Regions from separate parts of the Mus musculus genome. Here all the other regions are linked to region 2. The links are chromatin loops, found by intact Hi-C in ENCODE. Cell type or tissue: heart. All regions are shown on one strand.

Evidence for each region. A loop is a pair of places that touch in the nucleus more often than their neighbours do. Peaks named below come from ENCODE experiments on the same cell type or tissue, not always from the same donor. Only the 100,000 strongest peaks of a DNase experiment are listed, where the experiment ranks them.
Region 1: it touches region 2 in a loop (2.1-fold over the local background); 2 of 42 quality-filtered maps call a loop at or near these places.
Region 3: a loop joins it to region 2, with 3 times the contacts of the local background. A loop is called at or near these places in 3 of 42 quality-filtered maps.
Region 4: a loop joins it to region 2, with 2.2 times the contacts of the local background. A loop is called at or near these places in 3 of 42 quality-filtered maps.

Annotation. Positions count from the first base shown.
Region 1 is chr11:87,461,861-87,464,360 of GRCm38, reverse strand. The region is part of intron 2 of Tex14 (testis expressed gene 14); the gene reads right to left. Rnu3b4 (U3B small nuclear RNA 4) reads right to left here and starts at 2,075; the gene lies at 1,858-2,075. In heart, a CTCF peak has its summit at 1,280 (motif pointing right); DNase peaks (open chromatin) are centred at 1,470, 1,853 and 2,390; H3K4me3 peaks cover 163 bases; H3K27ac peaks cover 158 bases.
Region 2 is chr11:87,591,266-87,593,765 of GRCm38, reverse strand. It overlaps Mtmr4 (myotubularin related protein 4), which reads right to left and starts at 1,600. Exons shown (of 19, transcript NM_133215.2): 1 at 1,516-1,600; 2 at 333-377. The coding sequence starts at 335. In heart, CTCF peaks have their summits at 1,186 and 1,963; DNase peaks (open chromatin) are centred at 945, 1,775 and 2,435; H3K4me3 peaks cover 2,374 bases; H3K27ac peaks cover 2,060 bases.
Region 3 is chr11:87,421,861-87,424,360 of GRCm38, reverse strand. The region is part of intron 1 of Tex14 (testis expressed gene 14); the gene reads right to left. It overlaps Rnu1a1 (U1a1 small nuclear RNA), which reads right to left and starts at 1,494; the gene lies at 1,331-1,494. RefSeq lists an enhancer at 648-2,011. In heart, no CTCF peak of the experiment used is centred here; DNase peaks (open chromatin) are centred at 1,360 and 1,740; H3K4me3 peaks cover 1,019 bases; H3K27ac peaks cover 1,045 bases.
Region 4 is chr11:87,518,562-87,521,061 of GRCm38, reverse strand. Tex14 (testis expressed gene 14) reads right to left here. Exons shown (of 31, transcript NM_031386.2): 16 at 1,325-1,407; 17 at 143-424. Among named protein-coding and RNA genes, the nearest start is that of Gm34000, 47 kb to the left of the region's middle. In heart, a CTCF peak has its summit at 1,544 (motif pointing right); no DNase peak of the experiment used is centred here.

The DNA of each region.
Region 1 (2,500 bases), 130 kb after region 2:
CTGGGATTTGAACTCTGGACCTTCGGAAGAGCAGTCGGGTGCTCTTACCCACTGAGCCATCTCACCAGCCCCCACTTTTAATTTTTAACATCACCAGGTGAATGTAACATAAGTCACTGAGCAATTTGCCCCAGGGTCTCCCTGTGCAGCCCAAGTGGGGCTTATATTGGTGATCCTCCTTTCCAAACTTACTTTCTTTCTTTTTTTAAAAAGATTTTATTATTACATCAGAAGGCATCAGATCTCATTACGGGTGGTTGTGAGCCACCATGTGGTTGCTGGGAATTGAACTCAGGATCTAGAGAAGAGCAGTCAGTGCTCTTAACCGCTGAGCCATCTCTCCAGCCCTACCAAACTTTATTACACTACTGGGGATGGAAACCAAAGGCTCTGAAAGCACCAGTCAAATGCTCTATAATAAGCCATAACTTTACATACAGAGTTTGGTTAGATATTCATTTATTACATTGCTGAGGCTAGTCCTGAATTCTTGGATTCAAGTGACCCTCTTCTTTGATGTTGGGATTTCATATGCCTTTAAGTAATGTATTTAGTTTCTTAGTTTTGGTTGCTTTCTTTCTTTCTTTCTTTCTTTCTTTCTTTCTTTCTTTCTTTTTCGAGACAGGGTTTCTCTTTATAGCCCTTGGCTGTCCTGGAACTTACTTTGTAGACCAGGCTGGCCTCGAACTCAGAAATCCGCCTGCCTCTGCCTCCGGAGTGCTGGGATTAAAGGCGTGCGACACCATGCCCGGCCTTTCTTTCTTCTCTTTTTTGTTTTTGTACTGAGACTTTTGAACCCAGAGGTCTTCTTCATGATGGGCAAGTACTCTACGACTGAGAGCAGAGCAGCTTATACTGACTTTTAAAAAGCCTAGGCCACCGTTAACTCATTATGTGTAGATGAGGAGGACTTTGAAATCCCAATCCTTCAGCTTCTACTTTTCAAGTGCTAGGATTGTAGGGGACCACCACACACGGTTTCTGTTATGTCACAGCTTTCTGCCGAACCCCCAGCCCTAGTTTATGAATATAGCAATGTCGTAATGTACATAATTACTTTGCATAACATGTCAGGGAATGAAAACAAGCCTGTCAAGGTGTATATATAAAATTCATGTCAAAACCCTTTGTATTTTGCATGTAACTTTCACTAAAAATTGTTCAGTGTGGTGGAACATGATTATAACACTTATGCAAATCGTCAAAGGATGAGTGACCAACTAACAGCTCTCCAAGTAATTTACTTTTTTTTTTTTTTTAATTATATGTAAGTACACTGTAGCTGTCTTCAGACACCCCAGAAGAGGGAGTCAGATCTCATTACGGATGGTTGTGAGCCACCATGTGGTTGCTGGGATTTGAACTTCAGATCTTCCGGAAGAGCAGTCAGGTGCTCTTACCCACTGAGCCATCTCACCAGCCGGTAATTTACTTTTCAATAGTTATGTGCACATATAAAACACCCAAGCCAGACCTTCCAGGGATGTGATCCTCAGTGAGTTCCGGCAGTTGTGGCCCATGCCTTTAATCTCAACATTTGGGGGGCAGAGTCTGAAGGACTGCTGAGTTCAAGGCCAACCAGGGTTACACAAAGAAACCCTGTCTTGGAAAAATCCAAAGAAACAAACAAAAAACACTTCAAAAAAGCTAATACAAGTAAGAGCAAGAATTAATATGTACTATACTAACTCATAACACAGCTTAACAAAATAAGAATAAAAAGAGAATGGCACAGTACACAGTCTAAAGCACCAAAGTGCTCAAAAAGCGTTCACCATAGAAAGGACAAACCACTGAGAGAACCTTAAAGAAGAGAAAATAAGTTTTCTGACTTTTCCAAACATGTAAAATAAAACCGCGTCCACTCAGACTGCGTTCCCTCCCTCTCACCCTCCCAAAGGAGGGAAGAACGATCATCAATGGCAGGAGGCAGCTGCAGTCAAGCAGCACCTAGAGCCGGCTTCACGCTCAGGAGGGAACGCTACGTCTCGTCCTCGTGGTTTCGGGTGCTCTACACAGTCAGAGAAACTTCTCTAGTAACGAACTATAGAAATGATCCCTGAAAGTATAGTCTTAACCTCACGCTCCACACCGCGCCGCACTGCACCGGCCGCCCCCACATCTTAGTCACGGCGACTGACGCACAGACGACCCGTGACATCCCTGTCCGCGCCTCTATCTCACACCGCGTCTGCCCTCGCGGGGACACCTTCTCTGACAGACCGACACCTCTCCAGACCCCGTCCACGGGGCATTTTGAGTCGCTACCGTGTCCCTACACCACGCAGACTGTCACCGCGATTAGCATACGGTCGCCGAACAGCCAATCGGATCACAGTCCTCTCTTGACCCGTCCCACTTCCGCCTGCGACGGGTCACTGGCGGCCACTCGCCTCCCTGTCGCTCGCCCGGGACTGCGCTTCTGCCATGCGTAAGCTTCGCGAAGCCGCAAGTTCGCAGACGCGCGACAGTTTATAGACATTGGGCTCAAGCCTGAAGC
Region 2 (2,500 bases):
TTGCCTATCATGTACAAGGCCCCACACTGCATTCACCTGCAATCTTAACACTTAGGAGATGGAGGGAGAAAGAGGGATTGCCCACAAGTTCAAGGCTGGCATGGGCTACATGTCTAGTACCAGGCTAACCAAAACTCTACAGCAAGAACCTGTCTCAAAACAACACTGCCCATCCAAAAAAAAAAAAAAAAAAAAGCATCAGGGCAAATGAGCCTGTTTAGGAAGTGAACAGAGTAACCAGGGGCACTAGGGCCAAGAGAGGTGGGGCAGCTTCCCTGAGTCAGACTGGAGGATGAGACACACAGTGGTATGAGGGAAAAGGAGCTACTCACCATTCTACCTTGGCGAGGGTCCTGGCTGCCTGCTCCTGCTCGTCACTAAAGGAGACAGAACACAAGAGGAAAGTGCACGGTCATTAACATCACCATAGAATCAACGATTGTCACACGGGTCTACCCCTGAACTTCTCTGCAACTCATTTTCCTCCACCACAGAGGATCCGGCGTCTCAAAAAGTCACCACACCAGTCAGGCAATGGAAGAAGCAACAAGTGACCCTGCCCGGTGAGAATTCCACCACAAAAGTTCCTGAGCAAGGCTAAGTATCATCCTAGCTTACTCAGCAGAACTCAAACGTTCTGATCCCCACACCCAGCAGTAGAGCACTCCAAACCCTGCTCTCTACAAAAGAGAAGAAATTCCAACTCTGAAGAGACAAAGACTGCCCAACTGGGACTCACTTTTGGCCCTGGTAGGGGCATGAATCCACAGGGCAGTTCGGCCAGTCTCTGAGTCTAGGAGTAGCACCCACCTGACCTGTTACTGGGGGCAGAGTCCAGAGCAGAGGACAAGAGGGAGAGGACCACAACCTGTGATAAAAGAGCAGCAGGGTTGGCCCGGTCCTGCTGAGCATACTTGAGACCAAGTAGGTGAAGGTTTGAGGGAGGAGGCCACACAACAGGAGCAGAATTAGGCCAGTCCGGCCTGGGAGACAACATCTGTCAAATGGGTCGAATTAACAAGGATTTCAAGTTAAGGCCTCCTGGGCCCACTTAGGGAGCCAGGTCTGAATTTCACCGACACTCCTTCATGTTTGGTATGCTCGAGGGGTGTGCAGCAGAGCCCCATAGGAGGCTACGGCGATTAAAGCCTCCATTGTGATCCTACCAACCTTCCCTCCCTCACGGGGGAGCCCGCAAGCGGCCAGCCGGAGGTGCTGCCTCACGGCTCCCTGGCTCGCGGCCTGAGAAACAGAGAGAGGAAGGGAGCGACAAGGACCAGGCCTAGGAGGCCCAGGGTTCTCACAGTTAGGGACTCTGGTCTTAGGGTGGGGGGTGGGGGAGGATGGGCTAAGCAGCCAGGAGATCCAGGTGCCCAGGTTTTAGGGGCGGGGCCAAGGCCTCGGAGGCGGAGCCCCAAATGACAGAGGGCGGGACTCAAGAGAGCCGGCGAGGGCCGGGCAGGACTTGGTCGTTGTGGTTCCCAGGCTGGCAGTGCACGGGGTACAGTGACTCACCCAGGCGGCGTCCGCCCGACCCTCCAAAGCCGCGCTCTCACCACTTCCGTCTCCCGCAGCTGCTGAGGCCGCGCAGCTCGAACCCCACCACGGTCCCTTGTCCCCAACCAATCGTATCTCTAGCCTCTACCCGCCCTGGCCAATAGCCACGCGAAGTCCCGCCCTGCCTCACCACGCAGCCGCCGCCCTCACTCTCCACGCTGCTCACTGGTCCAGTGGGCAGACGCCCTCTCAGCTTGTAACCTATCCGGCACCCGGAGACCAGACAGTACCCGGAGGGAGGAGGCTTGGCGCCAGAGAGCAGACACGACCAATAGGAAATCACAGCGCGTCCCTCTGGCAGCCAATGGGAGAGGAGTAAGAGGGGTCGCAGCCTAGGGCTCCGGGGACAGGAAGTACGGCCGCCCGTCGCCTACTGGTAGCGCAACTGGGGGGCGGGACATTGCAGGGAATGGTAGCAGTCACTTCCGGTGACGACCCCGCCCGAGAGGTAGTTCGCAAATGACCTCGCGGTGGCTCAGCGTTTTAACCCAGTGGTGTTTCTGTTTTGCTCCAGTAATGCGAGAAAGGAAGGGTAGCATGCCGGCTAGGAAAGGGGAAGGTCCCTTCCCAAACTCTCGGTTCCATCACTCTCGTGTTTCGTCGCCCGGTCGATGGAAAAGAAAATCCTGGATTTTTTTTTTTTTTTTTTGTCTGCGAAAGAGAAGAGCTGGGTTCGGGAACTGCTGAAGCCACAGGAATGGAAAACGTGAAAGACCCTCCTAGAAGGCCTGGGAGGAAGGAGCTCTCGGACTGGCAGCGCTGGCGGTTCCCTTTGCGTATCTGGACTGGTTGTTAACGACCGACCAACCTTGCCGTCCTTCGAGACCTGCATTGCCGCCAGTCCAGAGTCTCTCAGCCAAGAGAGAAAAACTGGGTCTGACTGCCATTAGCTAGCTGCGGCTTCTTAGTCTGTAAAAGGGGTAGAGGGACAAGACTGAAGCGC
Region 3 (2,500 bases), 170 kb after region 2:
TCCCACCCAGGCATATCTAAATAACTTGTTAGATAACTTCCTGAGCCTTCTGCTTCTACCTTCCTGATGTTTGAACTACAGCTTCACACTCCTTAACATGTAGCTCTATTTTAACAACCAACAAGTTAGCAAGTAGGGCTGAAGAGATGGCTCAGTGATTAAGAGCACTTGTACTGTAGAAGAGACCAGGGTGCAATTTGGGAACCTACATGGTAGCTCAAACACAACTATCCATAACTCCAGTTCCAGAGTATTCAATGCCCTCTTCTGACTTTCTTAGGTGCCAGTCATGCAGGTGGTGCACCTATATATACATACAAGCAAGAAACACTTATACACCCTGGGAGTGGTGTGGCATGCTTTCTTTCTTTACTTATTTATTTATTTATTTATTTATTTATTTATTATAAGTACACTGCGTCAGATCTCGTTACAGGTGGTTGTGAGCCACCATGTGGTTGCTGGGATTTGAACTCCAGACCTTCAGAAGAGCAGTCGGGTGCTCTTACCCACTGAGCCATCTCACCAGCCCCGTGGCATGCTTTTAATTCCAACACTTGAAAGACTTCTATGAGTTCGAGGCCAGCCTAGTCTACCAAGTGAGGCCAGTCAAGGCTGTTACACAGAGTCTTGACGGCTTCCTCACTCCCCCTTCAAGTCTCACAAATAAACAAAAACAAAGAAAACACATACACACAAAGCTAGAACTCATCTTTTTACTATGCAGTGTTGGTTTGAAGCTAGTAACTTAAACATGCTAGGCAACAGTTCTACTACTAACCCATATCCTTTCCTTCAAATTTTGCTTATGCTTCACAACAAAACACAAAACCTGGTACTTTATATGTACCTGGTACTTTATATGTAGACCACGTTGGTCTCTTCCCTGCCTCTGCCTTCCAAAATCTTACAAACCAGTTTTTTGGTACTTAAATTTATAGGTCAACTTAGAGATCAAATTTTATTCAGTGGGAACGATACACCCAGAGTTCTAGGGACATTGTAAACATAATCATATTGTCAGGTGTAGGAAAAGACTTACAAACAGGACAAGCCTTGGGTAATATCAATATCCAGAACCAATCGAATGTAACATTCAATTCAACTGACTGAAAAGTGAGCTTATGCTCTCAGACTGACAGTTTGAAACCCGCAACTCCTTACAGAAGACTTAACAAGAACAATGGCGCAATAAGGACAAATTAACACATACAGGCAGCAAAATGAACACTACGTTATTTTTCTATAGTAAGACACGACTGTGCCTAACAAACCTAATAACCATATTCGCGGTATCGCTAGTGCAAGCTATTTTTAAAACCAAGTAAACCAGGGGAGAGCGCGAACGCAGTCCCCCACTACCACAAATTATGCAGTCGAGTTTCCCGCATTTGGGGAAATCGCAGGGGTCAGCACATCCGGAGTGCAATGGATAAGCCTCGCCCTGGGAAAACCACCTTCGTGATCATGGTATCTCCCCTGCCAGGTAAGTATGAGTTGCGTGGCCACGGAGCCTGAACAGCATGATATGCGTAGCATTTCATAGTTACGGTAAATATTTAAGCCTCATTAAAACACTCTATAACTTCATGTGTACTGGCTCCCACATTTTAAAACACTTAGAAGAATTGGTAGGCTAAGAGTTTTTCCAAAACTACACTGTAAAAATCACAAATATTTGGAAGCAGTTGCTTTTCCCAGTTTGCTCCTGAATTCTCATCTACATAGTACCGCCTCCATAGTGACTCGTTTCCTGTACCCAAAAACCCGCCTCCCTGTCAGCGGGAAAATACCACTGAACCTAAAGCAGATGGTATTTCGCTTTGTTTTTTGTTCTGTAGCCTTTTTTGTTCTAACAATAGGCATTTACTTTCATAAATGTAGGAGTCGGATGCACAGTCTTTAGTGTGAATTAACACTAAGAGGAACAACAAAAACAGCCGCACTGTGAAAACCGGTATAGAAAGGTTAATTTTAAAAGTACATTACTTGTGGACTGTCTTACTCTGCCTAATAAATCATAAAAATGCTCAGACTTCATGAACAGTAAGGATGTTTGCCTCCAAGCCCGACAAATGGGGTTTGATTCCAGACACCTACACTGTAAAAGGAAAGAACAAGTTCCGTTTGTTTGTTTGTTTAGAATGAGAAGTGAGATAAAACCTGTCAGAGATTAGCCTGAAAAACAGGAGAGATGTATAGCCTGGACTCCGGGTTTGGAAGCATTCCAGAATCCTGATTTGATATTCTACTATCAGTCCTTTCTTTCCTCAGTATGCAGTTCAGGCTCTTTCTCACATTTAAGATCCTCTTTCCTCAGCTTCCGAGAAAACAGCTGAGCTGCCTGGAAGAGGTGTAGACCAGAGAGAGTCACTCTCCAACCTGTTGAGCTGCCTGCAGGCTGGACAATGACCTCCAGGTTCCCAGTTCTGAGCTGTGACCCGTGCTGGGGTGGGCCGTGGTGATGCAGCTGTCTTTGAGTCATTTCTGCTCCTGTAAG
Region 4 (2,500 bases), 73 kb after region 2:
ATAGGGAAATTAATTTCTTCACCTTTGAACACAGGGTTCTCAGCAAAGGAGACAGGACCAAGCAAAGGGACTACGCTAGAAGTGCACACATTTTGAGAGCTGGCAAATTAGATCACCCAACCAGCTCCTCCAATGAACTTACCAGTGAAGCGCTGGAGGCCTGTCCATCTGCTGTGCTTGTTCTTGTCACAGTCACTGTTGTCCATTTTGCCAAACTTCGTATTTCCTTTGGGCTCATCATTTTCCCTCTGGTATTCTAAAATGTGCTGCCATTCTGTGCTCTCAGGACCTCTAATTGGGGGCCGTGGCAAAGGAGTGCTCTCATTTTCAACCTTACTCTCAAAAGGCGCACTACTCTGAGGATTCCAAGGAGGTAATAAGAGCTGTCCGGAAACTGCTTTCTCTGCCATTTCTTTTACTGCCACTGGGCACAAGAGAAAGTAGCATTTAAAACATCACTGCAAACACTAGAGACAAGAAATTTTAACCTTAAAAGATAGAATACTATTGCAGCCATCTCCTAACAATAACTGCTGGAGTACACTTTCATTGTCCTTATCTTGCCCGCTTGCCTTTAAGGGGAGGGGATGACAAAGAGCTACGACCGACTACAGGAAATTCCCCCAATTAATATCCCATGCTGCTGAATTCCAGTTGCAAGCAGTAGAGAACTTACAGGTGGATCCTCTGCTGACTCAATGAGGAAAATCCTAACTGAAATTCCCAGGTTATAGAACTCACCATTTGCCTGACCTTTCTAGACCACACTGAGCCCAAATCTTTGGGAGCGACTACACACCTAGGAAGCTGTTACAGAAGAGTATTACAGAGTATGTGAGAGAAACACTGCATATTCTCCATTTTAATAACGTTTATGGGTTAAATACACTGTGCACTGTTTTACTACATGCTATACAATATATATCTATACAGATGATAGAAACTTTTCCTACAATTTTAAAAATAGGAAAGCACTTTTCTTCTACAGTCTAATCAGAAGAGCTGTGCTTTCATTATCCAACAGTCTTGTAGAAGAAAAGGGTTCGTGTGTATGAAACAGTGTTATGATCCTAGTCAGTGAAGCCTGTGCTAGATTTAAAAGGCACGCCCTAGGTTCACACCCAGAACCATAAAACAAACAAAACTGATGATAATCAAGAATTAGAGTTTTCACTCATCAGCTGAGCCTGCATGCCTATACCCATAATACTCAGGGATCATGAGGCTAAGGCCAGCTGAGCAACATAGTGAGATCCTGTCTCAAAAAAAAAAAAACAATAAATAAATATTACCTTAAATAATAAACCCATGACTTCATACTTACATCTCCATTTCAAGTGTGCCTCTCCATTATCCTCATTATTTCTTGACTTAGTAGCATAGATTTCAGAAGACACAGACGCCATACTGATCCAAAGTTGTATCATTCAGGGTAGAAGTGACATAGATACAAATAACATCTATTTGTTCATGTTCCTAACAGAATTCAAAACCCATAGCCCTCCTTCCCTACTCCTAGTTGACGCACTGACTCAGACTTACCACCAGAGAGCACCACATCACCAGACTAAGGCCCTCCACCTGCCAGCCCTTTGAGGACTGGATGACTCAGGTCTTCATGAGTGTCCTGAGTCAGATAAGGGTGCACGAGTTAGCTGAGTAACTCTTCACTTGGATCCCTGATTCCCTACACCTTTCCTGGCTGAGAAATAAAAAGGGTGAGTAAAAATCTCTCTATAATGTTGTTGTTAATATCCAACTTCTAACAGTGTTCCTGGGAGATCTTCAGAAGTAGAAGAAACTGACAGTGTCTGTTCTTGGCTGTTGCCAAGTCTACCCTGCCCCCAATAAGACAAATCACACACATTAAAGGTTCTGCTTGGGCCTTTCTATCAAAATTCTCTGGCACCAAACTGACACCGGATGCAAGGATCTTAAGGCACAACAAGTACCCTGAAGAACAAAGTTTTTCTGGTTTCAGGATCCTGCTTGCTTAGTAGGACATCTGTCTTGTGTTAGTGAATGTCAGTCTCTCTGAACCAAGCTTCTTCACCTGCAAATCAGAGCAGTCTCTCTTCCTCTAAATACCCCATGATTTTACCCATTTTGTCATGTATTAAAGTAGTCCTTCAGGGATGGGCATGGGGTACATGCCTTTAATCTCAGTCTTCTGCAGGCAGAGTTGGCAGATCTTGGTGAGTTCCAGGCCAGGCAGGACTATAAAGTGAACCCCTGTTTCAAATACTAGCAACAATACTAGAAACAATAAATAATAATAATAACAACAACAACTCTTCAAAAGTTTGTGATCCGTGGCCCAGCTATGAAATCCTTGTTGCTCAGAATGCACTACCACCCAGCTGGACCAGAAATGAGAGATCAGATCTGACCAGATGCTTCCAAGAGCTTTTTGGCAACAACTATGAAAGATCTGTAAAATGTTCAAAGCCTGTAAAGAATTCTGCTCCTGGGAAACTATCCTGAATACTTAACCAAAAAT